Regions from separate parts of the Mus musculus genome. Here all the other regions are linked to region 3. The links are chromatin loops, found by intact Hi-C in ENCODE. Cell type or tissue: heart. All regions are shown on one strand. Each heading gives the region's core, and the rest is flanking DNA. Links, peaks and the distances in the headings are about the cores only.

Region 1 (10,318 bases), core at 1,157-9,156, 220 kb before region 3:
AATAATTAACCTAAAGAAAGTGATGCCTATCAAGATACAAGAAACATACAGAACACTAAATCAATTATAACAGAGAAGAAGCCTCCTCACCACATAATTAAGAGAATACTAAACATGCACAGCAAAGAAGAATATTAAAACCTGCTAGGGCCCTGCCCCTAGAGGCATTGCAGGTGTGACTGCTGTGTCACACGTGTGTCAGGAGGTGGCAGAGCGGAGAGAGGCTGTGTCTCAGCTCAGTGATCTCAGCTGACATCTGAATGATTGGCACCCTAGCAGTCTCTGAACAACCTCAACCGAGACGATCACCAGTCCAGTGCTGTGCAGGCCTGGGGCAGGCATACCATGTCCTGGATGAGCAGGGCAGAGCATTCCTGAAATGACCCCAGACACTCAGAGACACTGGGTGCCACTAAGAGGAACAAGTAAATGGTGGAGAAATAGAAGAGGAAGAGAAACAGAAGGGTGCAGTGTGGAACAGTCTGATGTGAGCAGCTGCTGATGTCACCTGGGGCCATGGTGGGGTCCTGACCTGTGCTGCTACTGGATCTGTGGCCCTGGAGCAGCAGGGATTGATCACTTCCAAAGGCCAAGCAGATGTCTGCTCCTTGCCTGGGCTGCTGCTTGGGGACATGTTCATGTCTAAGGGGTGTTCAGGACTGGCCCCACCCCTCACCTGGGCATCATGAGAGATCTGACCCTGGAGTCATGAGAGCAGCTGAAATGACCCTGCCCTTAGCCAGCTGCAGTACTCAGGATACCGGGTCCTGCACCTCACCTAGTCATCACAGTAGAGCTGGCCCTGGTGGTGGGCACCCAGGAGAGCCAGCCCCAAGAATGTGAGTGTGGGAGAGATGCCCTGACACTTGTCTGCTATGTGTGGTGACATGGGCAAGGGAGAGATGAGCCCTCCTCAGCCCTGGGCCCCTACAGCAGGCAGGAGAGCAAGCCCTGCACCTCGTCTGGGCAGCACAGTAGAGATGGCCCTGAGTGTGGGGGTTGTGGGTGAGCCAGTACTGAGGGTACGAGTGTGGAAAAGCCTGTTCTGCCTCTTTTCTATTGGGCGATGGCATCTGTAAGGGAGAGATTCTTTCCCTCCCTTTTGTCCTTGCCACCTAGAGCAGGCGGGAGAGCTAACCCTGAACCTCACCTGCTATGGCAGAGTGGGCCCTTCACCTCAAGGCCACGAGAGGGGAAAATGGGCCATGTCCCTCACCAGCTGCAACACTCAGGAGAATGAATCCGGCACCTCGCCTAGACAGCATTGTAGAAATTGGCCCTGTTTACAGGGTTGCTGGTAAGCTGGCCCCAAGGGTGTGAAAGTGGGAGAGCTGACAAGCTATCAGGCTGACCAGCTCAATTACCTCTCAGGCCCAGATCCAGGGCTTTGAATGGGTCCACCCCAACATCTAATCCAGTAATCAACTGATGGAGTATATGGGGGCCAACCCTACAGATCCAAAACACAGAATCTCCATAACACAGGGCAACAACATGATATCCCAGAGGAGTCCCAGTGAGATTCCAGTACTGACAGAATAGCAGAAGCCGAAGGCCTCTTACCAGACTGGGTCACTGAAATGAACACTTGCAAGCAAAGAAGCACAAACAAAAGGGTATACTGTAGGACAAACTGTGACAAACTACAGCTTCCGGGAGGAGGTTTTTTTTCTCTGTTGAGGAGAGAGGTTGCAAGGGTGGAGGGGTGGTACGAGGGGAGAGGGAGATGAGAGTACATGATGTGAAATTCCCAAAGAGCAAATAAAAGTTTAAAAAAAAAACTGCAAGGGAAAAAGAACAAATAACATATAAAGGCAGACCTATTGGAACAATCAATACCTGACTTTTCAAATGGAGACTTTAAAAGCCAGAAGGGACTGGACAGATATTCTACAGACTTTCCAAGACCCAGATATCAGCCAAGACTACTTAATGAAGCAGAAATTTTAATCATAATAGATGGAAAAAATAAGACATCACTAGGAGAAAAACTTCTAAAGATGTTTACTACATCTAGGAAAAATCCCAGAGCCGGAAATTAAAAGAGGAAACACATATGTGCGCGTGTGTGTGCGCACACACACACACACAACTACCATCATCACCACCACCAACACCACCACCATCAACAACAACAACAACAAAATAACAGGAATCAAACAACACTATTAATTGATATCTCTCAACAACTGTCGTCTCAGTTTCCCAATTAAAAAAAACAAAAAACAAAAAAACAAAACAAACAAACAAACAAAAAACAGTCTAACAGAACAAATGCAAAGATGGGAACTTCCCTGCTGCATCCAAAAACAGATCTTAACTTCAAAATCAGATCTGAGGATAAAGTGGTAAACAAGGATTCTTCTAGCAAATGTGCAAATGGTCCTCTCAGGGGGAGAGGGGATGATTATAGGAAAGGTGAAAAAGAAGACTCAGAGACAAAGGTTAGAATTCAGCAGGGCTGTCCAGTGAATCCTGTGACAGCCTCGAGTTTAATTCTCATAGACTTTCAGCATCGTGGGAAGCAAACTCACAAGTCAACAGAGACAATGGCAAATGTACATCGGATATCTGTACCCATCCAGAGGCCTCCCCGTTCCTTCCTTCAACATTAACAGAACATTCAGCTCCTTGCCTTGAGCTTCAAGTGCATCCCCTCTTATTGTTCCATGCGTCAGCAGGCCAGGAAGTCTGCCAGCAGACCCTGGCGTGAATTGACACTGCCTGACAGGCAGGCTTTCACAGAAACAGGTAAAATGGCTCCCGACAAAAAATAGACCTAAGAAGCAAGCTGGTGCAGCCATTTTAATTTCTGACAAAATAGACTTCAAAATAAAATCTAATCAGAAGAGGAAGGACACTAGATACTCATCAAAGGAACACGAAGAGGCAATTACAACTCTTAACATCGATGCACTAAACACATGGGCACCCAAGTTCATGAAACAAACATTACTGCAGCTTAAATCACATACTGACCCTCACACTAACAGTGGGAGACTTCAATTCACTGCACTCCCCAATCGAAAGGTCATTCAGACAGAAGCGAAACAGAAATGCTGGAGCTCACTGGCATTACAAGCCAAATGGACATTTGCTGAACATTTCACACAAATACAGAAGAATATATTTTCTTCCCGTTGGCATTTCATCTAGGCTCTGCCCCACAGTTACCTGGCAACAGCCAGGTGTGCCTGACTCACCACAGAAGGGTCTACTCACCCTCTCCTCGCTCTCTTGTTCTCTCACTCTTACTTCTGCTCCTACCCTCTCTCTCCAGCTCCATTCCCCTCCTCCCCCTCACCACAAGCTCGCGGCCTGACCTCTACTCTCTCTGTCTCTCTCTCTCCCTCTGTCTGTCTGTCTGTCTCACCCTATCAACTCCTCTCCCCATGTCCTGAATAAACTCTAGTCTATACTATACCTTCCTGTGGCTGGTCTCTGGGGGCGGGGGGTGGGGGGAAGAGCAAGGGAGGGAGGGATGCCTGAGCATGGTCTCACCACCAAGGCAGCCCCCTCCCTAACACCATACCACACCTCCACCAAACAGATTCCTTCTTCTCTCTATTTTTATAAAATACAACACTTTTCAGCACCTCATAAAACAACTATCAGTCATGTCTCCTCTTCATGTAATTGATTCCCTCCCCCCCCCTCTCTTTTTTGTTCAAGCTCAAAGTCTAATTTTTTTCTCAAAAGATCAAGTTTTCATTAGGTTGATCTTGTCACATACCTTTTTAGTCTCTATGTAATGTCTAATCACTAATATTTCTTTTCTTCTAACTTCAAACTGAGTTTAATATTTCTTCTAACTTCAAACTGAGTTTATTGATTTCTCCCCCCCCCCCTTTTATGGTTCTTTAATGTATAACATTAGAGCGTTACCTATTATCTTTTCTCTTTTGGATGCAACTTGTTATTGACATTAATTTTTCCCTTATCGCTGCTTTTGTGAGCTGAGTATGGGGTTCACTTCTCGACACCAGCACTCCAGAGGCTGAGGTTTGAGAGTTCCAGGTTTGAAGACAGCCTGAGCTAAACCGTTCCAAAAAAGTCTGGACTGCATAATAAAAGCCTGTCTCACAAAATCAGAGACGGAGATGGAGGAAAAGGGGGGAGGATGGACAAGAAGCTGTGTTTCTCTTTTAATTTTGCTCATTTTCAAATTTCCTCATTAACATTAAAACTCTGAATCCAAGGAAATCCTCTTTACCTGAGGTTGTGCCAGACCCGGAGAGGGTGAGCAGCCTCGTGCCTCTGCTTACCCTTCTAGTCCACATCTCAGGCACGCGGGGGTCTGACAGTTTTACAGGTGCCCCAGTCTGCGGCTGCTGGAGCTGGAGACTTCCTCCCTTTTGTCATCATGTTTCTGTTCTCACTTAAGTTTCCGGGGGGGGGGGGGGGGCTTTCACTGAAGCTAGCCGGTTTAAACACACAACAGTCAGCTTCCAGGGAAAACAAAGAAACCTCAAAATCCACCTTTATGGGCTACAGAGATGGCTCAGTGGTTGCGAACAAGTACTGCTCCTTTAGGGAACCTCAGCTGGGTTCGCAGCACCCTGGTCAGATGACTCTAGCGCCAAGGGATACAATGCCCACCTCTGCCCCCAGAGGGCGCTGCATGGTCGTGCATAGGTACATAATTAAAACGAAAGAAACCCTTAAAATTGAAAACCAATAGGAAGGGTGTCCTCACCTAGCTTTTGTTTGTGTTTCTCATTGTTTGCCACATTTATTTCCAGATTCTGAGAAACAGTTTCCTTCAGATGTTTCAGTTCTGACCTGCTTGACTTTGCAGGAGCTCGTAGAGTGAGGACTCTTTCCAGAGTCCATGCTTCGGGACTTTACTTCTGTGGCAGGTTGCAACTTGAAACTGAGTTTCTTCCCTTTTTCATCTATAAAAGGGTGACCTCGGAAAGAAAAAGATCCTCTCCCCCCCCCCCCCATCCAGTCTTGCTGTCAGTGTACGAGGCAAAAAGACAAGTAAAATGAATGAAAACTAAAAGTTATGTAATTGAGTCAGTGAGATGGCTCACAGGGTAAGGGCTCTTGCCAAAAACCTGGAACCTCATTTCCATCCCCAGACACTTCCGGAAGTTGGGAAGAGAACCGTGACTGCCCAAGCCTTGTCTCTGACCTCCCCATGCGCACCACAGGATGTGCCCTCACACATCATGCACTGTCACATGATACTAATGAACAAGAACAGGGTTAAATTAAAAACAAAACTGACTTCACCCAAACTGAAAGATCCAACCATTGTAAGCCAAACCTACAATAATCTAAACTTTAAAGTGACTCAATAATTCACAACTGTATATTTCTTTTTCAGGGAAATTAGTCTTTGTCAAAATTCTAGCTCACTTAAGTCTGCCAACTATTCTGTCAACAAAACAACATCTGCTCCTCTTTGACTGAACAACAGACTTTGTGACGTTTGTATCTTTTGTAAATTTACTTGGGGTTTTTCTCTAATCATTTCTGAGTTATTTTTTTTCTTAAAATAACTATTTTATTTGTTGAATATCAAGAGTTGAAAATATTAAAATCATGTTCTACAAACATATCTGTTTTTGTGTTTTTATGGGATTCCCTAGTGTGTGAGTGGGTCTCTACATCTCTGTCTGGTTCTCTTTTTTTTTTTTTAAATAAAATAACATATTTATTACTTAAGAAAACTGTGAAGGAAAAAGGGGGGGAGGAGGAGAATTGTTTAGTTTGTTATTTTCTTTCTTTTTTATTTTATTTTTTTATTACATATTTTCCTCAATTACATTTCCAATGCTAGCCCAAAAGTCCCCCATCCCCCCCCACTCCCCTACCCACCCTTTCCCACTTTTTGGCCCTGGCATTCCCCTGTACTGGGGCATATAAAGTTTACATGACCAATGGGCCTCTCTTTCCAGTGGTGGCCGACTAGGCCATCTTTTGATACATATGCAGCTAGAGTCAAGAGCTCCGGGGTACTGGTTAGTTCATAATGTTGTTGCACCTGCAGGGTTGCAGATCTCTTTAGCTCCTTGGATACTTTCTCTAGCTCCTCCATTGGGGCCCCTGTGATCCATCCAATAGCTGACTGTGAGCATCCATTTCTGTTTTTGCTAGGCCCTAGCCTAGCCTCACAAGAGACAGCTATATCAGGGTCCTTTCAGTAAAAGCTTGCTAGTGTATGCAATGGTGTCATTGTTTGGAGGCTAATTATGGGATGGATCACCGGATATGGCAGTCTCTAGATGGCCCATCCTTTTGTCTCAGCTCCAAACTTTGTCTCTGTAACTCCTTCCATGGGTGATTGTTTCCAAGTCTAAGAAGGGGCAAAGTGTCCACACTTTGGTCTTCGTTCTTCTTCAGTTTCATGTGTTTTGCAAATATCTCGGGTATACTAAGTTTCTGGGCTAATATCCACTTATCAGTAAGTACATATCATTTGAGTTCTTTTGTGATTGTGTTACCTCACTCAGGATGATGCCCTCCAGGTCCAACCATTTGCCTAGGAATTTCATAAATTCATTCCTTTTAATAGCTGAGTAGTACTCCATTGTGTAAATGTACCACATTTTTTGTATCCATTCCTCTGTTGAGGGGCATCTGGGTTCTTTCCAGCTTCTGGCTATTATAAATAAGGCTGCTATGAACATAGTGGAGCATGTATCCTTCTTACCGGTTGGGACATCTTCTGGATATATGCCCAGAAGAGGTATTGCGGGATCCTCCCGTAGTACTATGTCCAATTTTCTGAGGATCCACCAGACTGATTTCCAGAGTGGCTGTACAAGCTTGCAATCCCACCAACAATGGAGGAGTGTTCCTCTGAGCTATTTTTTACAAAGAGATTGTAACTTGATGATCATGCATGTTGTCAAGTGATTTCTTCGGGACAGATAATTTAATAAGCTCCTTTGACATATAAATATGTGATTTAGATGGTAGTTTCTTGCTGTCATCTTTGGTATACTTTGTATTTTGCAGAAGAATATCTTTAATGAAGTTGATATTGTTGGCAGGGCTTGAGAGCTGGCTCTTTGGCGGAGTGCCTGCCAGGCAGGTGTGAGGACGTGAGTTCAGATACTCAGTCCCCATGTTTAAAAAACTAGGTGTGGTGGCACATACCTGTCAGCCCAGAGCTTGGCAGGCAGATGGAGGAGGCCAGCCAGTCTAATGAACAAGTTCAGTGAGAGAGAGAGAGACCCTGTGCTTTGGGGTTTTGTTGTTTGTTTGTTGTAAAGTAAGGTGGAGAACTGTTTAGGAAAACACCGATGTCTATCTCCTTTCTCCCCATATATGCTCACACACTTGTAAATGCACCTACATACACACATGAACACACACGACTATGTCCATACACCACAAAAATATACAAAAGAACCAATGTAAAAGACATTGGTAATAGCTATTTGTTCAGCATGCTCTGTTATATTTTATATATGTTATTTCATTTTGTTACTGAAAAAGACAGACATAGAAGATATCAATATTTTTATTCCTACAATTACTCTCCTGTATTACAGTGGCAAGCATGAACATTTTTATTTAAGAAGATTTATTCATCCTACTTCCCAAGCTTATTGATTTATAAGCCAGAGTCATAGCAAAATGCCACTAAGAAACAATTTCGAATACAATAGAGATTGGTTTCCCTTTTGGGATAATGTCAGAGTGAGTGCTCCTGCCAGAATGGGGGGACTTGTGAGAATCCTGGTGGTTTAGTATAAATTACCCAGAGAACTATTTGTGTATAAAATAAATCCACTTTAATTGTATTCTCAGCTCAACAAATTGTTCAGCATTTTTTTTTCATATGTTGGCAAATTCCACATCTCAGAGAACCAAAGAACACAAAAGGCAGCAGCTGGGATTTTCATTAGGCTCAAGACAGATCTTTCCTTCTTCTGATATTATTAAAAGCTGCGTTCTTACACGGCTATAGGGAGATCCCCCAGAGACATCGGGACCCCTCCCTTTTAATCACTGGTCTGCAGAGTCCCCGGGGCTATTCCTGGCATGTACTGTGGCATAATGAGCAGCTCCTCCTCGGATAGTTGCTCCTGAGGTTAAGATCTGAGCCATGGGATCAGCACTGAGATAAAGGCTGAGTAGTCCTCAACTCTGCAATTTGCTAGCAGCGTGAGCACTGGAAAATTATTCACTATGAGCTGCAGCTAAGAATAGCTCTCAGATAATAGCACTCTAATAAGTATTGAGAAACTCTCTATTAAATTCCAGTTAGAAGAGTACCCAATGTATAGTCTTGAATGCTTACTAAACGTTACCAATAATTAAACTACTGAGTAGAAAATGGAGAAAAACAAGAAGAATACTTACAAAAATGAAGCTTATAGGTTTTGGACCTGTTCTCTGTTATTCTGAACAAAAATATATGCTCAATACTTAGTTTTAAACATATACTCTGAATATTCTCTCTCATGTTATTGCTGGACTGCAGAAGGCAGACTTTTTTAGTGCTACAAACTTCTGTCAAAACTACTTATTTTTCTTATCTTTTTTTTTTTTTTTTTTACAGATAGTTTAGTAAGATGAAAAATATACTGGCAGGCAATTTTTTTATTATAAGCAAAAATTCGCTTCCGTGAAATGAAATACTATTGAATGCTTCCTCAGAGCAACATAAAATAGAATGTTCTTCTTTGTGGAGAGGTAGGTATGGCTGAGCCCCAAAGTGGAACACTGTGTGTCCTCTTGCTCTGGTCAGGCTGTGTCCAGAGCTGGCTCTGACCCTTCAGTCCCAGAGTCCAGGAACACTCTCAGACTGCAATCTTCCATCCAAGACACAACTTTCTTTCTTCTGCCTGGGGCTCACCTAGTCCTTCAGAAATGACCAGACTTCAGTTCAAACAGGAGCAGCCTCACTTTCGTCTAAGACTCGGCACATGCTGTAAACAAGCTTTTACTGGAGAGCCCTGCATTGGCTCAGCCACTTAAAAAAATTGGTCCCCATATAGCTATTAGTTCTCTACAATTTGTTCCATTAGCCAGGGCATGGGAGGATAAAATCTTTAATAAAAACTAAAAGCACAAAGTATAATAGAGTTTTGGAGTTTTATCATCATCATCATCACTATTATTGTGCCTCCAAAGAGCCTTTTCAGACATTTTTTCCTAATCTCTTACCCTAAAGATTCAAATACCAAATATGGTATTTATATGATCATTGCATGTACATATATTTTAGTCATAAAAAGATGAAGGACATTGTCCATTCTAAGAACCAAGATTTACATCTGTGGGAGCCATTCTGCCCTTTGATAATTAATGCTTGATCTGTAGGAATTGAAGTACTAGAGCCAGGCAGCACAGTCAGGAGCCTTTGCTTGAGTCACACTGCACTGTTACACACATCACAACACCACACTTGTTTGAACAAGGAAAAGCATGAGGAAAATATGTTCTCTGCATAATTCCCATAAATCAATTCTTCATTTAGGAGACAGGCTCTTTGGGCTTCATGAGTCATGGGTGTCTGAAATCACTTGTCTCGGACAGGTTCATGCCATTCTGCTCTACAATTTTCACTTGCAGTGCTTATAAGAAAGACAGGATCATGGAGGTCATTGGAGGAGAGGGGAAAGAAAAGGAAGACTACCATTCGTGACACATTCTAAATTTTCCAGGAGCCATTCTTCTCTAAAGTGTTAGCCCATCACGGACCCATGTTTCTTCTGAAACATCCTACTGTGAAAGTTGGCTCTCAAAAATAGTCTTAATTTTCCCAGTCTCAGTGATTAAAATTTCCCACCAAGTCCAGAAAACAAAGTTCTATCTAGATGTCAAATCACTAAATTCAACATGAGAGAATCCTCTGAGTGTTAAAACAATCATTTCTGGGGCTGAAAAGGTGGTTCCAGTGTGCAGAACTCTTGTTGCTCTTGCAGGGGACCAGAGCTCAGTCACTAGTGCCCAGTTCCAGGAGACGTACATCTTCTGGCCTCTGCAGTGTTCATGTGCGCGTGTGTGTGCGCGCACACACACACACACACATACACACACACACACACACACACGACTAAAACAAATCTTTAAAAATATTTAAAAGAAAATAATAAAAGCTAAAGATTTATATAAACCTACACTCTTCAGTTAGTCCTAAGTTTTTCTCCCTTATAGTCATTGATCAACCAAAAAATCTTTAAAACCAAAGCAACACAGGTGCCTGTTTCATTGATGTTTTGGTTCATTATGCTTTATGTGGCTGAGAAAATAAACTAATAAAAATAACTATGAAGATCATAAAGTACTATGTGAGTTAGTTTTATGGTTTATTCAACCAAGGCAACACAGACAACACTAAACTGCTTAAATT
Region 2 (10,318 bases), core at 1,298-9,297, 320 kb before region 3:
AAAAAACTGTTGAATAGACCAAGTAAATATTTATTTTTTTAATTATATGGCACAGACACAGTAATTATAAATATTTAAAAGCCAGCAATAAGTCCCTGCTTCTCAGAACTTCAAACTGAAATCTAGTGAGGCTTGGAGACAACGGGGTGTCAAACAGTATAATCAATGTGAAACAGAGAAGGAGACACCCAGCTCTAGGAACAACTACTGAGCCAGCAATGTCAAATCACAAGGGGAACAATAAATACCATTATGTAGGTCTTTTTTATATTCACACTTGTGCTGGTTAGTTTTATGTCAACTTGACACAGCTAGAGTTACCTGAAATGAGGTAACCTCAATTGTGGTAATGCCTTCATAAAATCCTGATGTAAGGCATTTTTAAAATTAGTGTCGATGGGAAAGGCATAGTCCACTGTGGGTGGTGCCATCCCTAGGCTGGTGGTCCTAGGTTCTATAAGAAAGCAGGTTGAACAAGCCATGAGGAGGAAGCCAGTAAGCAGTACACCTCCATGGCCTCTGCATCAGCTCCTGCCTTCAAGTTCCTGCCCTGCTTCAGTGACTGCCCTGACTTCTTCCAACGATAGAAATGTAAACTGAAATAAACCCTTTCCTCCCCAAGTTGCTTTGGTCATAGTGTTTCTTCATAGCCATAGTAACCCTGACTAGGACAATAAACATATAACTCTCACAAAAGTATTTTACTTTTAATATTACTGGGATGGCTATTCTTGGTTGTCAACTTGACTACTTCTGAAGCTAAAACCCCAGAATGGATGGCACACCTGTGAGGAATTTTTTACTTAATTTCAAGTATGAAGATCCACTTTTAATCTGTATTTTTGAGTTAGAAAGACACAGGCCTCTAATCCAGATCTTTGAAACCAGCAAAAGACACACTTTTAATCTGGTCCTTGAGGAAGGAAGACATAGCTTTAATCTGGGCCATACTTTCTACTAGACACCTATAAGAACACGAAGGAAGGAGGCTTTTTGCTCTTTGCCTGCTTGCCCTTCCTACACTGGCATTCAACCCTACTCCTGGATCCACCATGTATACTAAAGATCAGCTGACACACCCAGCTTTTTGGACTGAGCAACCACTCTATTCTTGGACATTCCATTCACAGCCCGCCATTGTTTGATTAGCTGGACTGCAGCCTATATGTCATTCTAATAAATCCCCTTTATATATTATATAATTGTATATTAATATATGTAATAAATACTATATATAATACATATATATATATGATCAATATCCAAGCTGTTATCATTGTAGCATTTCACTTTCAAGCCAACATTCAGGAAAATGAGGAAGTGGCATTAGAGAAATGACAAACCCATGACATCTTTCTATCCCAGTGGCCACACAATTTTAGGACATAAATTTTTCTGTCTTCAGCAGTTTCTCTTCACAACTGACTCTATGGTCCCAAATGCATCTTAGCTTATCCAATAGCTAGAGAAATCTTCTTAAAATCTAGCATTATTTCTTCTTTGACAACTTTGTAGTTATATATCTTGTTCTTTGTTGTTGTTATTGATTTATCAGAAGGTCTCAGTGGTCTGGAAAAACTGTGAAGAGCACGTTGGCATTGAACACACAGAGATCAGACTACTTCTAACCCCCAAATGCTAGAATTAAAACTATATAGCACCATAGCAGGTTTAACATCCTGTCTTGACAGCAACCACACTCAAGTGGTTCCCCACCACCACTACCACCACATAATATATGCTCTTCTTACCTTCAGGTCCTTTTCTAACTTTTTTTTTCCTGTAATTTGCTAAGTCCAATTCGTGCTATTTGCATGAACAAGGTTAGCCTTCCACTGGCAGCATCATTAAAGAAAAATGAAAAATGACTTTCCCTTGCATAGTAGCCGTGAATTACTAATAGCTCTCAGATAGAAATACGAATCTCTTGAACCCCTCTCCCATCTATAAACTGAATTATTGGCCAGTTTGATCTCTTTTTTTCTCCTCTGTAGGCATACTGTCTTTGTATACTGTGAAAAGTTTACCCTTGTGTTATTCAAATGATGATTTCTCTGACCTCACATCTTGCTTCAATCCAGACATGGCATTGTAATGTTTATACCAAGAATTTCCTCTCTCAAATTTGTGTAAACAATTATTACCATTTATTTTCTGCCTTGTTGATAAATGCTGACCACACAATGGCTGGGCAGAATAGAGAATAGGACAGGATGTCTTCCAGCCAGAGGAAGGAGAGGGGAGAGAAGGAGATTTGATCAGCTAGGAGGATAAAGGAATTGGAGCCATGAGGATTGGATATGAAGAAAATCATGGAAACATATCTGAAGCTCAGAGAGCCAGATCAATATGGTATGCAAGTATCATAGGATGGGGCTGGGAGGTAGCCAGATTAACATAGGAGGTAACAGATCATCTAACTGCTCAGCTATTGAGGCTCGGTTTTTTTGTAAATCTCAGTTTCTCTGTGTGGTTATTGGAGACTAGCATAAAGTAAGGAAATAGAGCCACCAGATAAATTCACTGCTTATATTTATATTAAAGATAAATCTTTTACACTCCTTCTCTTCCTCCTCTTCCTTCCACACCTCTCCCTTTTCTCTTCCTTTTCTTCCTCAACTTCAGAACTAGTCAATGTTGTTTCATCCACAGAAGTGGTTTTAGAAGTCCAGCTACACGTTTACATCTGAAATTAACAAGAAAATAAGTTATTAATAGAGTTTTTTTTTAAATGATAAGTTAAAATTAGGGCATCCTACTCATTCTGTACTATGCACTCTTGTTACAGTCTTGATTAGTTTTATCTGTACAGGTTATAAACTCGTGGAAATCAACCTAATCAGAAAAAAATCTGCTGTGGTTTTTTGGTTTTGTTTTTGTTTTTTGTTTGTTTTTTTTTTGGTTTTGTTGTTGTTTTTTGTTGTTGTTGTTGTTGTTGTTTTGCACCTCACCAACAAATTCCTCTGAAAACAAAGTTCTTTCAAGAGTTTCAGTCAGGCAAAGTGTGCACAGCTATCTGGCAATTCTACTATGATATTCTTCCAGAAAGGTAATCATGTTCCCAAAGAACGTGACTTTGGAGGAATGCTCATGATAGACACATAACTCAGTAAAGAAATCTGGGAGAATTTGAAAGGGGATCAACTTTATAAGTACAAAAAGTTATTGCTATGTTGATGTATGTCTTTCATTTTCTTTTGACAGCTTTGCCAAGCACTGAAAGCCCAGAGTCCGCCATGAATAATTCATAAACAACACACAGGTTTATTTGGAGATCTTAAAAATCCGTGGCTCCAGGTTGACATTTCATCCATTACAGGGACAGAAAGATCCTTTATTTTCCAGTGCAGAGGACTAATTTAACCTCCACATCAGTGAAGCCCAACACAGGCACTCTTGCTCATACACAGGCATAGACTGCCACCCACGCAACACTGTAGCAACAAACATCATTATTTCAAGCTATAAAACTCAAATTCCAATTTGTGAGCGATTAGCAATAATGTTTGATGACTCACTGGATACAAGAAAAGATTTATATAACTTCACAAAGAGAAATATCCTCTTCCAAAGTTACGATGTCATTTGTAATATATTGATTTTCCTTAAGCATGTTTTCCTGACAAGGATTTGCATAGTGTTTAAGTTAACAAATAACACAATCACAAATAAGACTTGTGTCTGAGAGATGTTGCATGCTATAAGCTCTAGAAATAAATTGTTACCCAAGTAACTCAGGCCTTTGGCATTTCTGGGTCTACTCCTTAGAGTGTAGGGAAGCACCTATATTCATATACCCAAGCCCTCTCAGGAGGATCCTATGTCTACTTCAGGGAGAAGGAGAAGAAGAGATAAGTTTTATAACCTTCAACTGATGCCAAAATGCCATATTTTGGGATAGTATCTCTTGGACTTCATTTACACAAATTCCCCAAAATCTCTTATTTTTTTAAAGCAATTAAGCAGATTTTTTTATTTTAAATATTCCTTGTACTTATACTTCCTTGTACTTATTTTGGTATCAAAAGGGTTACTAAAATGTCTTCCTAAACCAAACCCACTGCCTGTGCTCTCCAACCCCAAACAACACTGACAGTTTTCTCTACTATAAGACAAAAATCCAAGGAGAGTCAAATTCTGTCTCACAAATAGTCTCTGAAACAAAGGAAGCTTTGGGATATTGACTCTAGTGGATCTGAAGAAAATCTGAACTAATATAATTATTTATTTATAAACATTTTATACAAAATTAAACAAGGATTTGACAGCTCCTCTACCTCCACAAACATCTTCCAGAAGCACTGGGTTTGTTTAGAGATAAGAACAGAGTCTGACTTTTCTGGACATAGGCAGCTTTTCTTCTGGGACCCAGGCTCAGGGATGCGGTGATCAAGGTAGTTTATGAAATGAGTAAGGGATTCCTCTCAAAGTCAGTGTTGTAGTCCCTTCTAACTGAGCCAGCCCTTCCTGGACGATTCTTTCAAGTGGAACCATTTTCATGCTGTTTTCTTTAAGAAAGAAAAAAAGGAGGGAGGAAGGAAGGGTGGAAGGGAGGGAGGGAAGGAGGGAGGGAGGAAGGGAGGAAGGGAGGAAGGGAGGAAGGAAGGAAGGGAGGGAGGGAGGGAGGGAGGGAGGGAGGGAGGGAGGGAGGAAGGGAGGAAGGGAGGAAGGGAGGAAGGAAGGAAGGGAGGGAGGGAGGAAGGAAGGAAGGAAGGAAGGAAGGAAGGAAGGAAGGAAGGAAGGAAGGAAAAGAAGGAACAAGGGAAGGAAGGGAGAGAGGGAGGGAGGGAGGGAGGGAGGGAGAGAGGGAGGGAGGGAGGGAGGGAAGAAGGAAGGAAGGAAGGAACAAAGGGGGGAACAAAGGGAGGAACAACAGAAGAAGAGAAGAAGGAAGTGAAGAAAAATGCAAAAGAAAGAAAGAAAGAAAGAAAGAAAGAAAGAAAGAAAGAAAGAAAGAAAGAAAGAAAGAAAGAAACCTGCCTTATTTTTGCTTAGAGGTAGGAAAAAAATCCAGTCTCCTGGAAACATTTTCTTTTCCATTTTACAAAATATACAGCAGTCCTGCAGACAATGGGAAGCATTTTTGGGAGCAGATGGGAAGAATTTTTTCTGCCTTCTTGGTCAGGTGCAATGGGAGAATACCTCAGTTTGTTTGAAACAACAGCATTTAAGGCTAGGGCTGTGTGTGTGTGTGTGTGTGTGTGTGTGTGTGTGTGTGTGTGTGTGTGTGCATGTGTTGTGTCATGAAACATTTGTAAATCCCCAAAAGACCACCAAGGAGCTGAATCCAATGCAATCACATTAGGGTCTCTTTATTCAAGCTTGAGTTTAGGCTCCTGCCAATCCTGACACAGCAGGAAGGTGGAGCCATGAGCCTAGTTTTAGGCAAGAATTGATACAAGAAAGAAGGGAGTATCTAGCCTGGTACACATCTGATTGAGAGGCCATTATGGCCTTTAACATAATTGGCTGGTGCTGGGAACCAAACCATAAATTTAATTTCTGCTTTTTATCTGATTGGTAATTGTTAGGAAGTGAAGTGTCAGGACCGGGCTTGTAACCTGGGGTGCAGATTTGTTTGGGGAATAACCTGGAAACTGGTGCTAAACACAGGTTTTGTTGGGGGTAACCTGGAAACTGGTAGACACAGGTCTTGTTGCGGGGTAGCCTGGAAACTGGTGCTAGGTACCAGACTGTTAGTTAACTTGAGTTCAACCTTGGACATGTTCTCTAAGATAGAGTCTAAACCTAAAAGATTTGGCCTCTCACACGCATGCTCCTGTGTATATGCACATGGTTTTGCTGATATTGTTCTATGGAATTAAGTCTTCTGCTTAAACTACAGAATTATTTATCCTGTTGTATATCTTCAAACAAAATGAAATACAACACAACATAACAACACATCTTCATGCAGTAGACTGCTTCAGAGAGAGTGAAAGTTACCCCCATGGAGCCTTGAAAGCAACAGTGCATCAAACAAACAAACAAGCAAAAAATCCCCTTTGCTCCTTTTGGGAAATTTAAATTTTGCATGAAGGTTACTACTGAAAAGAGGCCACGTGTTGCTGTAATGGCATGCCCTCCATATGGAAAAACCGGTAGAGATAAAATTACCAAATCTTGCTGAGGTTTTCATTTTCTTTGGCAAGTTTCCTTCACTATACCATTGGTGAAAGGACAGAAAAAGACTTGAATAACCTTCTCAGTAAATAAAGCTAATATGTATATTTGTTATTCCTGACATTTAATTCTAATGTCAGACTTGGGAAACTGAGAGCTGTCATTTCATTGAGCCCTCCTTAAATGACAACATTTGCCTTTTAAAAATGAATTGTTTATTCATAGGCTCCATGAATGTCTTAGAATATACATATGGATGCCCACAAATTGTGGGAGAGAAATAGAATATTAAGTCTCTTCTCTCTGTTCTTTTAACATAGAAGAAATCACACCCAACTCTGGTGTTTCTAGCAATTCTTCATAGTGTTGCTCAAAACAGTAGTGATTCATATCATCCAAGCTGATACTCCGCCAGTACTAGGAACAGCAGGATTTTACTTACAGGCTATGCATTGCTTATTATTTATCATTAAGCAAAAAGTGGTTTTAAAATATAACTTACTTGCAACATTGCTGAACAAATATGATGTAGCATGTCAGGCTCTTTGACAACTGTTAACTCTAATGGGTAGAACCCCACTAGGTTTATTAATTGGTAGACATGGTTAATTAGTCACACTGAAAAATTATAGTTTTGAAGATGAGAATGGGTATTACATTCTGCATAAATGAGAAGAGAAGAACAAGACATCATATCGGATGCATTAGTCAGGATAGCATCCTTTTAGTTAGGTGCCTTCTAGGTGAGGCCTCTCCTGGCTACTCTTTCTACAGATTTAGACCCAAGCTTTGCTGCCTCTTCTGTTTTCTTCCTCCTCAGTACTTGTCTCTGAATAATGCGGTATGCATTTTAAACCCATTTTTAGCTCCCTAAATATGCAACTTCATGAAGATGAGGTTCCTCTGGTGAGTCCTGTCTCATGCTCGGGTCTTCTTCGGTATGCATCTGTGAGATGAATGGAGGGATCTACAAATGCCAAACTTCTAAAGAACTCCGTTCTTTTTTTTCTTTCCTTGCAGTGAAGAAAATTGCTTTTCTCTGCAGAAAAAAAAAAAAATCACTTTTCTCTGTCCTAGCCTTGTCCCTGCAGAGTCCCTTAGTCCTCTCCATCACTCTTGCCTGCATCCTATCCAATAAAAATAATCCTGGAACATGGGAAGCATGCTGCACAAGGCCTAAGGGCGTAGATCTCTGCTGTTTCTGTTACTTTGGAACTGCTGTATCTGAGCCTGTAGTCTCATTTGTGAGATAGGGATACAAATGATGCTATTCACAAATATGTAGAAAGGTGCTTTTTAAACTCCCATGATATATAAATACAACTCAAGGCCAGTATCTATAAAAGTTAACTATAACAATTCTATTTTTCTGCAAAGTAATATATATCTCTCAGGTTCCCTCTCTCTTTCCATGAAGCCCTTCTTCCTGAATGAATAAGCCATCAGTTCCATGTCTCTATGCCATGATACCACCTCTCTTTTCAACATTTTGTGCTGTTGCTGATTAGAGATATCTGATAACCAGACTGGAGCCAATGAGCCAATAGAAACGATAATAATACATTTAAGTGTCCAGCAGCCAGGGAAACGTTAGACAAAGCAAAACAACCACATGCTTGATTAAATAAGGTCAGAAGTGCAGTGGGAAACAGCATTGGAAAGCCTCTAAAAGATCTTTCCTAATTTTCTGTGGACTCTGAAATTACAAAATAAGGTATTGATTTCTTTTCTCCACATCATTTCTCTTCAAAAATATTATTAATGAGCTCCACCTTAGGGACAAAAACACATAAGAACTGTATCCATCTTCAATACTTTCATAAAATTGGATTTTAGAGCATTTGCTTTCTGATTTGCAGGTAGGGAACAAAGGTTCTGTGGAATGTGACCTATATTGAGTGGTGGTCCTTGTGAAAGGAGAGTTCAGGAACTATATTCAGAAGAATATAGTAGCTTGAATTAAGGTTCAGGAAGCTTTCTCCATAAAGAATCAAGGTAAGTATTTAAAGGTTTATAGGCAGCCTGGTCTCTATTGGAATGGCTCATCCTTGATACTGTGGGCCAAATGTGGCTGTAGAAAACACATGAAACACTAGGCACAGCTGTTCTGACACAGTTTTATTTATAAAACAGGCAGTGGGCTGGCCACAATTACCAGCTCTTTCCCTAGCAATCCCAGGCTGGTAAATTTCTGTCATCCATGTGCCAAAATAATGAAAGCAACAGATTCCAGAAAAATAGGCCAACACACTATACAAACTTATCCTAAGGCTTCTTAAGGCCAAGGGTTTGTTCTGCTATTAAAATCAACACATAATACCAAAGATTATCCATTCTCACTCTTTAATAAGAATTCCATTTATTTAGCAAGTGAAAAAAAAAAAGATTATGACCTGTTATTGTTAGAATAGTGTACATGTGGTAGGGGTATGAATTTTGAAGCCATATTTCTAGCCTTCGAAATATGTTCTGACATTTACTACAAGTGTGCCCTTGAGCTAATGGCTTAATATTCTTGTCTTCATTATACAATGTAACAAGGGGACTGGGCCAACTCACTTGATCTTTATGGAGATCAAATAATACACATGTGGAAAAAACCTATTAGTCAGTGAAATTTTGTTACTGTTATTTCTTCTGGGTCAAGCAAAAGCAATGCTTTTTCCTCCAGTTATTCCAAGAGCCCAAGTATAAATAATTGCCACAGTCAGCTGACGTCACTGAGTCATTACACTGCTTCAGTCAATGGCTGATTGTAGAGAAGACATATCTGAAACCATAGTGACACAAACAGATCTCCTTTCTTTGTTCAATTCCAACTTAGAAATTATACCTTTTATCAATGAATTTCTAAAAACAATGGGTGGTTGAGTGTGGATTTTTAAAAAACATTTTCATAGTTATTTTTAATGTTCCTAGAATATCATTGTTTTCTTTTTTAAATGAATATTTTTATTAGGTATTTTCTTCATTTACATTTCCAATGCTATCCCAAAACTCCCCCCATACCCTCCCCTCCACTCCCACTGCTTGGCCCTGGCGTTCCTCTGTACTGAGGCATCAAAAGTTTGCAAGACCGATTGGCCTCTCTTTCCAATGATGGGCGACTAGGCCATCTTCTGATACATAGGCAGCTAGAAACACGAGCTCTGGGGCGGAGGGGGGGGGTTAACTGGTTAGTTCATACTGTTGTTCCACCTATAGGGTTGGAGACCCCATTAGCTCCTTGGGTACATTCTCTAGCTCCTCCATTGAATGGGGGGGGGGTTCCTGTGATCCATCCAATAGCTGACTGTTAGCATCCACTTCTGTGTTTGCTAGGCCCCAGCATAGCCTCACAAGAGACAGCAATATACCGGGCCTTTCAGCAAAATCTTGCTAGTGTATGCAATTATGTCAGCATTTGGAGGCTGATTATGGGATGGATCTCCGGGTATGGCAGTCTCTAGATGGCCCAACCTTACATCTAAGCTCCAAACTTTGTCTCTCGAACTCCTTCCATAGGTGTTTTGTTCCCAATTCTAAGAAGGGGAAAAGTGTCCACATTTTGGGCTTTGTTCTTCTTGAGTTTCATGTATTTTGCAGATTGTATCTTGTATCTTGGGTATTCTAAGTTTCTGGGCTAATATCCACTTATCAGTGAGTACATATCATGTAAGGTCTTTTGTGGTTGAGTTACCTCACTCAGGATGATGCCCTCCAGGTCCATCCATTTGCCTAGGAATTTCATAAATTCATTCTTTTTAATAGCTGACTAGTACTCCATTGTGTAAATGAACCACATTTTCTGTATCCATTCCTCTGTTGAGGGACATCTGGGTTCTTTCCAGCTTCTGGCTATTATAAATAAGGCTGCTATGAACATAGTGGAGCATGTGTCCTTACCAGTTGGAACATCTTCTGGATATATGCCCAGGAGAAGTATTGCTGGATCCTCCGGTAGTACTATGTCCAATTTTCTGAGGAACTGCCAGACTGATTTCCAGAGTGGTTGTACAAGCTTGCAATCCCACCAACAATGGAGGAGTGTTCCTCTTTCTCCACATCTTCGCCAGCATCTGCTGTCACCTGAGTTTTTGATCTTAGCCATTCTAACTAGTGTGAGGTGGAATCTCAGGGTTGATTTGATTTGCATTTCCCTGATGATTAAGGATGCTGAACATTTTTTCAGGTGCTTCTCAGCCATTTGGTATTC
Region 3 (10,318 bases), core at 1,051-9,050:
TTCCCCCTTGCTAAAGAAGTCCACAGGACAGGATCTCTCATGCTAATTAACTCGCTATTGTGCCTATGTTAATAAGCTGAATTTTGTCTGTCCATCTTACAACAATGAAGAAAATTGTGTGGATTTACTTCTATTGAAAGGAAAAAGAGAAACTTAACGTGCAGAAATGCACTTGCTGTTTAAATGACACTTCTAATAAGCCTTTTATTTGGCAATTTTGCTTTCTGGAATATGAGTTTTTTTCTATTGTGAAATCACAATTTGGCCTGATCAAACTAAGAGTTACCATCATATAATCAGACTATATAGCATTAAAGCATAGTGGTGAAATGACTTTGTGCTGGCTAGTTTTATGTCAACATAACACGAAAGAGTCATCTGAACGTAGGGAACTTCAATCGAGAAAATGTCTCCATGGGATTGGGCTGTGCTCAAGCCTGTAGAGCATTTTCTTAATTAGTGATTACTGGGGAGGGCCCAGCCCACTGTGGGTGGGGCCACTACTAGGGTGGTGTTTCTGGGTTCTATTAGAAAGCAGGCTGAGCAAGCCATGGGGAGCAAGCTAGTAAGCAGGCTCCTGCCTGTTTGCATTTCTGCCCCGACTTCCTTTGATGATGAACAGTAGTGTGGAAGAGTAACCCAAATAAACCCTTTCTCCCCCAACTTGGTGTTTCCTCACAGCAATAGAAACCCTAACTAGGACATACTTCAAGTGTGGATGTTATTAGAATCCAAGTCTCTCTTCTATCCTCTCAACTGAAATGACTTCTGGGATAATTGCACATTGTTTTACCCTCAAGAATCTCAAAGCCAGGGTGAGTGTAGGATGGGAAAGCAAACCTAGAAGGAGTGGGTAGTGGCTTTACAGTTTTGGAAAGCTCTAACTTCCTTAAGTAAGCCAGGCAAACTTAGTGTCATACTTTCTCTTCTGGCTAATAGTTACAAAGTTTTTCGTTATTCAAACTAACACTACCAAAATAGCAAAGTGCATTCTTATTACCTGTGGCTTCTCTTGGTGCCCGATCACTGAGCTCCACTGAGTGTGTGCTTGTATGTGGATTCTTGTGAGGAACAGAAAGTTTGTTCAGTTACCATGCTTCATCCTGGAACTTAGAGATACTCCAGGCTATGTCTTCAACTCTTTAATAGCTGCAACATGATCGTTATGTTCTAAACAAACAAACAAACAAACTCCGCATCTATCCTTGCCTAAAATACTTTCGAATCCTAATTCCATATCCTAGTTTTGGGGTGTCATATCTTAACAGCAATTCAAATCTTTCCCCTCATTCAAATCACTTTTAATCTCCAGCCTTATCAGCCTCTATTGATTTCAGTACATTTCCTTAAGTTAGGCACTATGAAAGCTTCATGGTACCTTGAAAATATTAGATTTAGAATTAAAATACCTTGACCACTATAATAGGTCTCGATGGGAATCATGTTTGGTATAAGTCTGTGTTAAAATTAATGGTACGGTCTATGGTTAAATGCAAAACAAGTGCCAATTATAGTAGTCATTCTTTTAGATCGGGCACCTAGGGGAAAACACTGCATTTTGCATATTAAAAATGAACTGTTTTCTGAAGGAACACATGTTTACTTGATACTTGTTTCTTGTCAGGTGTGGTTTCAGTAAAATGAGCAATGACCTTTTCGCCAAGTTTCTAGTCTTATGGGCAGAGAAAGAAAAGAAAAAAAATAATAAATTAGTAAAAGGCCCAGTGTGATAGCCAAGAAAGGGGACTGGGATTATTGGGAATTGCAACGTAGTCCTGGGTGGCGAGCAAAGGCAGCTGAGTACCCCAGATAACAGCAAACACCCAGGAGTGCAGAGTTAGGAAGTCATGGAGGCTCCTGGGGCTGGCGTCCCTGGTGGAAACCAAACCAAACCAAATAGAACATTTCTAAGGCTGGAGCTCAGCTGCTGTGCCAAGAAGACAAAGGAGAAATGAAGGCAGACTAGAAGGAACTCACTGGGAAGGCCGAGTGAGAAGAAGCTGACAGTGCAGGGTTCTAATGGGACAGTCTTCACCTATAACTCGTGGACGGGAGGAGCCTTTGGTAAAACATGTGAGGTTATATGTTTTAACTTTGATATTTGTATAAAGGCATTTGCTGCCAAGCCTGATGACTTGAGATTGTTCCCCATTCCTCACGTGGTGGAAAGAAGGGGCTGCCTCCTGCCAGTGGGCCTCTGAGGACTGTGCATGGAGCAGGCCAGTCCCCCACCACTAAGTAAACAAATAAGCAAAAGACTCCTTTAGTCTACCTGCTGCTTGCTTAGAGTTTAAAAGGCAAAGTGAACTAAGGAGACTCTTTAGGAGGCTTTGCGTTCAGGGAGAGGGACATGGAACATAGAGCAACACTTTCACTGTGGAGAAGAAGAAAAGAGAGATTTTATCTAGGGCCTGTTTTGACAAGTATAGGAATTCACGAAAACAAGTCATTTCAATTCATGGGTTTTATAAAGACCAATCTCTCACGAACGAGTTTAAGTCAACACAGTATATTCTGATACCTGTCCAATCACATTTGATAGACAAGTCCTATGAGAAGTGTTTCCCTCTTATGTCTACTTGCTTGGCTTCAGACCCCAGGACAAGGGGCCGAGGTGCATATTTGACATACCAAAGCAGACCTGGCCTCCAGCTTCTCCCAGCATCCTTTAGTCCCTACCTGGCATACCCTGCCCCCAAACCTGAGCTTTCCAACCCAAGGGCTGGGCTGCCATTCCCTCAGAGGCTCTGCCCTATACAATCCAGACATTTTGGTCTCTATTAGCCTCCACGCCCCTTTCTCTCTCTTTGTGCACACTTTTCCTTTCTCTCACCCCTCTCCCCTCTCTTCCTTCTCATGGTGACTTCCCTGGCCTCTTTCCCTGGGGCCTGTGAACTGGAAACAGCTTCCCAATATACCTGTCTTTAATATCATCTAATGTGGCTTGAATGGCCTCATTTTACCAGTGGAGCAATAACTTATCACTTATCTATACAGAAAATGCAGAGTATCCTTATTTTGCTAAGTATGGGAGCAATAGCCATTTCAGTTATGGAAAACAGTTGCGTGTTAGATACAAGTTACATTTTGTTTACCTTAGTAAATCTCCGAGAAAGAATAAAGGTCAGGAAAGTAGCAGTACTTTTCTACAGAAAGAGTTTGCATCTCACTGTAAAAGAAAACAAGCTGGTGTTTGCTCTTCCGTATATCTCAGATATGTATGTCTTACAATTGTAAGTATTACAAGAATTAAAGAGCAAATTTCAGTACAGCTGCCATGGACCTTCCAAGACATTACATACATTAACAGTTGGCAAATTGATTCCCTCTTCCACCCTTCCAGGGCAGTTCCTCTTCTTCCTTCTTGGAATGCTGGCCCTTCCTGATCGATATTCACAGTGCTGTTTCTACCATAAAATACAGCTCTTGGGGCATAACCTGCTCTGTGTGTGTGTGTGTGTGTGTGTGTGTGTGTGTGTGCGCGCGAGTGCATGGTTTTCTTCAAATTCCCTCATTTGTTTGGGAAAAAAAGATAAGCCGTGATATACACAGCCAAAGTTACTGCTAGCTTATCTAAACGACTTACATAATTCCCTGTTCCTTCTGGGGAATGGGGGAAGGGCTTGTTCAACAGTTAGCTGCCTATTGACAATTATAAGGAAACCCTAGAAAATGGTATCGAGGAAGAACATTCTGTCTCTTGGATGGGCAAAGTATTGGGCTTTCTGCAGAAGTAGTCCTCTCTTCTGTGCAAATCACAGAGCACTCCAATTAAAAGAACAGTGGAAGTAGAAGACACACCTCATCTCCATTTCCTCTCCCCCCCCCCCTCCTCTCCTCCCCTTTCCCGGCTTTTCATGCTCTAGGTCCTAGAGTCTAGGAGTTAACCAGAGGGAAACTTGGTACATTCAATCAAAACTTCTGTTTTCACTACCCTTTTTTGTATTGTATAACTATGTGACTCTCCCTGATTACCCCCATTCTTAACTCCCCTCCCTGCACGCGCGCGAGCATACACACACACACACACACACACACACACACACACACACACACACACACACACACGGAGATGGGGAAGAACGGAGGAGGGGAAAGACAACTAATTTATCAGGGCGCCTCTACCCGAATGAGAGAACAGAGCAGAAATGAAGGAGCCCAATTGAACATGCAAGGCTCGAATCGGAGGCCAGTCCGTCTTTCTCATAAGCCCAATAAGGGTCCTTCCTACATTAGCATCTCTGCAATCTACCTGGGGAGCAGCAGATTATCCTACTAAGCACTAAATCCCCCCTCCCCCCTCCCGCTTTTAGTTCATCCTTAACCTGCTAACCAACACAGTTAATTGCCTTTTAAAAAGGAGCTGAGGTGTTGGGTGGTTAAAACTACTAAACAAGAAGACAAGGCACAAGTCTTGCAAGGTGCACTATACAGCCTGAAAGAGGGGTATACAGGGGAGTGGGTCAGGGGCTCTCCCATTCTGGGCTCCGTGTCTCTGGGCACCCCACATTTTCTCACGTGGTGGGAAGCAGGACAAATGCATCTGAGAAAGCTGGCGTCCCCACCCCTGCCCAATGTATCTTCTCTGGTTACCCGGGAAAACTCCTGGATTTCTAACTGGGCAGAGGCTCCAGCCTGCTACAGAAAAAAAAACGAGGAAGACTATCTTGGTTCAGGAAAGACCAACAGGGGCACCTCCCCTGACTTCTAGGAGAGTAGGAGGAGAGGAAAACTTATTTCCTTCTGGAACCCCCAAGTGCAAGACGCCAGGATGCGCGAACTCTGAGAGATGTACACTTTCCCTTTGAGGTCTCACATCCATAATGCCCCAGACCTGTCCCACAATCTAGATTATACTACCTCCTGCTCCGACTGGGAGTCAAACCGAGAAGCTGACTCCACGCCCGCTCCATTCCCAGGACTGGATCAGACACCCGCATCTTTCCTCTCATACCTCACCCCATCAATAAGAGATTTCTCAAAAGTCCCTTAAAAACACTAACTTGCAACTTACCTTTTAAAGAATGCGTCTGTTCACCTCTGTTGAAGCGGGACGAGTGTCACTGGAGGGAGAAAAGATCTGTTGGTATTTCTCCTGCTCAAACCCTAAAGATTGAGGAAGATAGGAAGAGACGCCCCCTTAAAGCCGAACTCCACCTCATCCAGGATCATGTGATGGCACCCCACGAGGATCACCCAAGGTTTCCCCCACAGCCTCCTCCCAACACCTCGGATGCACAACTCGGAGGTGCGTTGCCTAGGAATTCTGGAAAGAAAAGCAGTTAAACCTAAGCTATGTTTCAGACCCGTACGCACGGAGCTCTCACCCCACTAGTCCTTGACTCAAGCAAGGCGCATTTACAAGCCTGTTTTAAAAGTCAATGCCACCGCTATTTCTTTTGTCTGCAGGTCAGTGCCATCTTGTGGCGAAGTCCTTTTCCTCTGAGAGAGTCCGAGCTTTAAGCTGAAGTCAAGAATGGAGGGGAGAGCATATTTACGGGAAGGGGGAAAGATGCACTTCATCGCAAAGCCTCGGTTAATGGGTTCGCCGCCGCTGCTTTTGTGACGCTCAAATATTCCGCACGCCAGTACCGAGAAGTTATTTTCCCCAGTCTAGGAGAACAAAAAAGAAGTCCTTAAAAAAGCCAAAGTAGCGGATCTCAGTTGAGAGCCTTTGACCCTTTTTTCTCTTCACTAAGAAAATGCATTTGAGTCAGATTTGTTCTCAGTGACTAGTTCTTTTTTCAAGGGAGCAGGAAACCGGGCCCGGGGCACGATGAACCCAGCATTTCCCTGTTGGTCAGAAAAAGTCAATGCAATTTCCCCGGTGATTTATCTGCTACGGTATGGAACATTGTGGGTGTGCTCAAAAGACATGGTCCTTGCAAATCTTGTCCTTGATATTTGATGGTTCCGGCTAATTATTGATTCACTGATTTCATAACTCACATGGTTTCATTGCACTTTGAAAAGTCAAGGCTGAGTAATGTACACACAACACACACACACAGGTGCATACACACAGAATTTACTTATCTAGGAACTACAACTTGTTTAAATTCAAACTGTTAACAAGTACCGAATCTACAGATGTCGCCTAGGATGCACACATTTCATTACAAAATAACAAAGATCATTTGCCTTCAAAGTGAAATCCCAATGAAATCCCATGACATGAAATCCAATGAAACTTGTACTATTAAGAAAAAATTTGTTTTCCTTTTCTAAAGGTTAGCTTGAATAAGAATTATTTACCAATAAAAGTTTGGTTGGATTCATACATAGAGATGTAGTTGATATGATCTCTGGGATTTGTTTTGTGGGAAAGCTAACATATTCGTAACTGGGCACATTTTTCTATGATTGGAAGAGGATTATGATCTGATTGAAATGTACAGTGTTTGTAGGACAGCAGATATGCATGTACGTTAAAACCCTCTAATGGTTTAAAAGCAAAGTGTCACACAACTAATCACATGAGAACGGAAATAGGAAGAATTCAGGGATTACAGTGCTCTCCCATCCTCCTTTAGGAACACTCTCCTACTCACTGGTCTACTCTGCCCCTCTAAGTCACACTGGTCTTAGGCAGTTTTTTTTTAGTCTGTCATGAGAACCACAGGGGAAATGGTTCAATTCTTTACCAAGATTATGTCTTCATGGGGCATCATTCATGCCAGGAACTATTTTGAATTTGTGAATATAATGTGGACTTGGGTACTTAAGTGTTTCCAAGAATACTAGTTAAGTTTCTCTAAAAGGTCTGCATTAATATGGCCAATTGCAGTTGGTTTTATTACCTTAGTTTCTATGAGACACCCCCTCAAGACACATTTATAAAGCTGGGTTTCTGAGACATTAACTTCACAACTCAGTCTTTCCAGGATTATTGCTCTCCAAAGATTTTTATGACAAACTTTATCGTATAAAGTTTGGAAATGCTCATCAACGGCATAATTATATTACTTTAGCATGAGTATTTATTGAAGACCATCTTCAGGGCATAAGGTAGAGGGATTGAAAACCCTTTTAATGTAATCTTACAAGAGGTTTACAATAAGCAAAACAACTCGTATTCCTGTGAAGATATGTGCTAAATTTTAGGATGTTTTCTTTTTCCAGTCTCTTTTGACACAGTGTCTGTGGACCCCGGGCTGGCTTCAAACTTGATACTTTTGAATTTGTGGTTCCCCTGACTCTGCATCCTGAGCAGTGTTATTACAGCCCCAGACTATCACACTTGGCTTGTGTGGGGGGCTGGGAAATGAACCCAAGGCTTCGTGTGTGCTAGGGAAGCATTGCCAACTGAGCTACATCTCCAGTCTTCTTTCCTATACCTCAACGAACAACATGTTGCCAACTTCATTGTTTGGGATTTGATAGATAGAAATCCCAACTTTTCCCGGAAGAGATAACTCTGTTTATTTCCTTTTGAAATTTTGTAACAGACTAATGTAATGTCTTTGATTAAGATCATTAATGCCATGTTCTACTGTTCTCTGGACAATGTTTCTCCCCACCATATAAACAGAAAGATGAGCTCTGCTCATCAAATTCGAGTAAACATCAGTTCTATCACCTATAAAATGCAACATTTTAATGTCTGGCCTAGCTTTAAAATTCCATGACACAAGGCTGGGGATGCAATGGAATATTACTGTCATCTATATATTCCTGAAATGCTTCTAGGCCCTAACACAGATTATTTTTCCATATTGATCAATCAGATGAATCTTGACAGGCATTAATACTCCATGTGAAACTAATGTGCAGATGAAGGGTATTGATGGGAAATTCTTTCCACAAGGTTGGACTTCCAATGGAATCCACTACTGAGTCAGCTTATATTGTACGACTTGATTATGTGTCAAGTTTTCCCTTCTGGTGGTATCCATTGAGTACATAGGTCTGAGCAGTGATGCCAAACAATGCGAGGTGCCATGCCACTTTATTAAATAGTCTTGTATCTAGGAAAACACAGGGAGAAGTGCCTTCAGCAAATGAAACTTGAAGTTAAGAGTATTAATGTTGAGATGGGCATGCAGGGGCACGCCTTCAATTCCAGCACTTGGGAGGCAGAGGCAGGGAGATCTCTGAGTTCACAGCCAGCCTGGTCTACAGAGTGAGTTCCAGGACAGTCAGGATACACAGAGAACCCTTGTCTTGGGATTTTGTTTTCTTCTTTTTGAGTCCACATATTAGTAATTAAATTCAACAGATAGGCAGTTTGACTAAACTCTTGATTACAGTCAAATAGCCCATATCATTTTATTTCTTTTTTGGGGAGCATTAACTAGTGGAATCAACAATGAATTTATTTACAATATGCATACATGTGTACCAAGGCAACCAATTAGAAATCTCCTCTGTGCAGATATCTGTTCTAGTTTCATCTCTGTGGCAGTGGTAAACACCGTGACTAAAGGCAGGTGATTTAGGTGAGGAAAGTTAAATTTCTCAGAATATCATTGAGGGAAGGAAACTAAGGCACTCAAGCCAGAACTTGAAGCAGAAACCATGGAGGGATGCTGATTTATAGCTCACTCAAAGGCTTTATCCTTGACTAGCTTTTTCATATAACCCAGGACCAGCAGCCCAGGGAATGGTGTTGTCCACACAGGCTGGGCTCTCTTTTATCACTTGACAAGACAATGCCCATAGACACGACCACAGGTCAATCATATCTGATCTTTCTCTTCACTGAAACTCCCCTCTCTGGTGACTCTAGGCTGTGTCAACACTAAAGCTAACTAGGATAGTATCTGTATTAGCTATTGTCTTAATTAGGAATCTATCACTGTGAAAAGATACCATGACCAAGGCAACTCTTATAAAGACAACATTTAATTGGGACTGGCTTACAGGTTCAGAGGTTCAGTTCATTATCATCAAGGTGGGAACATGGCAGCATCCAGGCAGGCATGACGCAGGTGCAGCTGAGACTTCTACATCTTCACCTGAAGGCTGCTATCAGAATACTGGCTTCCAGGCAGCTAGGATGAGGGCCTTATAGTCCACACCCACAGTGACACACCTACTCTAACAAGGCCACAAATTCTAACAGTGCCACTTCCTGGGCCGAGCACAAACAAACCATCATAGTTATGTTTCTCATAGCTCATGAAAGTAACTTACTGGAGGAAAAGTTTATTTTGTGCCCAGAGTTCAGATAAGTATAGTCCTTCAGATCAGAGAAGACAGGGCAGTGGAAGTAGCTCTGCAGTGCCCATCAGAGAGCAGAAAACGAGGAAAGGCAACGCTCAGATGGCTGCATCCTTATTCCCTTATTATTCAGTCTGGAATCCCAGCCAGTGGAGTGGTGCCTCCCATACTCAGGAGGGGCTTTCCTTACTCAGTGAATTCTCTCTGGAAACACACAGGCACACTCAGGTGTACCTTATTAATGGTCTTTCTTGATCCAATCAAGTTGACAATGAGAACTCACCATGACAATGTTAAAATAAATTTGGCAACTTGCCACAAATTTTAAAAATAATATAATACAAGGAATTATATTATATTATTATAATTATATTATTATTAATAATAATTAATAAACAATAATATTATAAATTATATTATTTATATTTATATATTATATCTGTCAACATGTAAGACACCCATACTTCAGAAAAAGAATAAAATACGTTCTTAGAGCACACTAGTGCTACTTTGATGCAGGACTTATATTGTTTTCCGGTGACTGCATGCACAGATCTACAAGTATCCTGTGATGTCACAGAGACAGCAATTCCCTTCCCTGCTACCTCCTCAAGCTTAGAGCATAGAATAATACATGAAATAGAGAACATGTGTTGATTATTTTTTCCTCAATATGTATAAGCTTAAATGATGGATGCTACTGACTTGGAAAACGTTTACAATGTCTCTTAGCTGAAATGTCTCACAGTTTTTTTTTTTTCCTACCCACTGGATGACCTACTTTCAAAGGCTGAAATACCAGCAAGAACGGTGAGTGAGAATTCAGTGTTGTAGCATACTTTTTGGAAGAGCACGTGATTCAACCCATGCTAACTTTTGATTCTGGGCTAATGCTTTGAACACTTCTACAGACATTCCTTTAAAAGAGAATTCAAAACAAACCAACATAGAAAAAAAAAACCCACATAAATAAATAGTTTTTTTCTCATTCCACCTAAATATAGTCAAGTTATATTTAGACTTCAAACTAGTATTAAAATACAAACCATTGGAAACCTAGATAGCAAATGAAAAACTTATTGAAGAAGTGTCAGTTTTAGAGGATACTAATTAAGAGCATGAGTTTTGCAAAGAGAAGACCTGTAGAGTTTGTATG

What was found. A loop is a pair of places that touch in the nucleus more often than their neighbours do. Peaks named below come from ENCODE experiments on the same cell type or tissue, not always from the same donor. Only the 100,000 strongest peaks of a DNase experiment are listed, where the experiment ranks them.
Region 1: a loop joins it to region 3, with 12 times the contacts of the local background. A loop is called at or near these places in 15 of 42 quality-filtered maps.
Region 2: it touches region 3 in a loop (3-fold over the local background); 5 of 42 quality-filtered maps call a loop at or near these places.

What each region holds. Positions count from the first base shown.
Region 1 is chr8:66,908,612-66,918,929 of GRCm38, reverse strand. The region is part of intron 1 of Gm39185 (a long non-coding RNA gene); the gene reads right to left. It overlaps Gm25275 (a small nucleolar RNA gene), which reads left to right and starts at 152; the gene lies at 152-280. In heart, for the core only: a CTCF peak has its summit at 4,611 (motif pointing right); no DNase peak of the experiment used is centred there; H3K27ac peaks cover 190 bases.
Region 2 is chr8:67,010,295-67,020,612 of GRCm38, reverse strand. No RefSeq gene overlaps it. Among named protein-coding and RNA genes, the nearest start is that of Gm25275, 97 kb to the right of the region's middle. In heart, for the core only: a CTCF peak has its summit at 5,355; no DNase peak of the experiment used is centred there.
Region 3 is chr8:66,692,219-66,702,536 of GRCm38, reverse strand. Npy1r (neuropeptide Y receptor Y1) reads right to left here and starts at 5,115. Exons shown (of 3, transcript NM_010934.4): 1 at 5,015-5,115. In heart, for the core only: a CTCF peak has its summit at 5,417 (motif pointing left); no DNase peak of the experiment used is centred there; H3K4me3 peaks cover 1,902 bases; H3K27ac peaks cover 354 bases; H3K27me3 peaks cover 1,565 bases.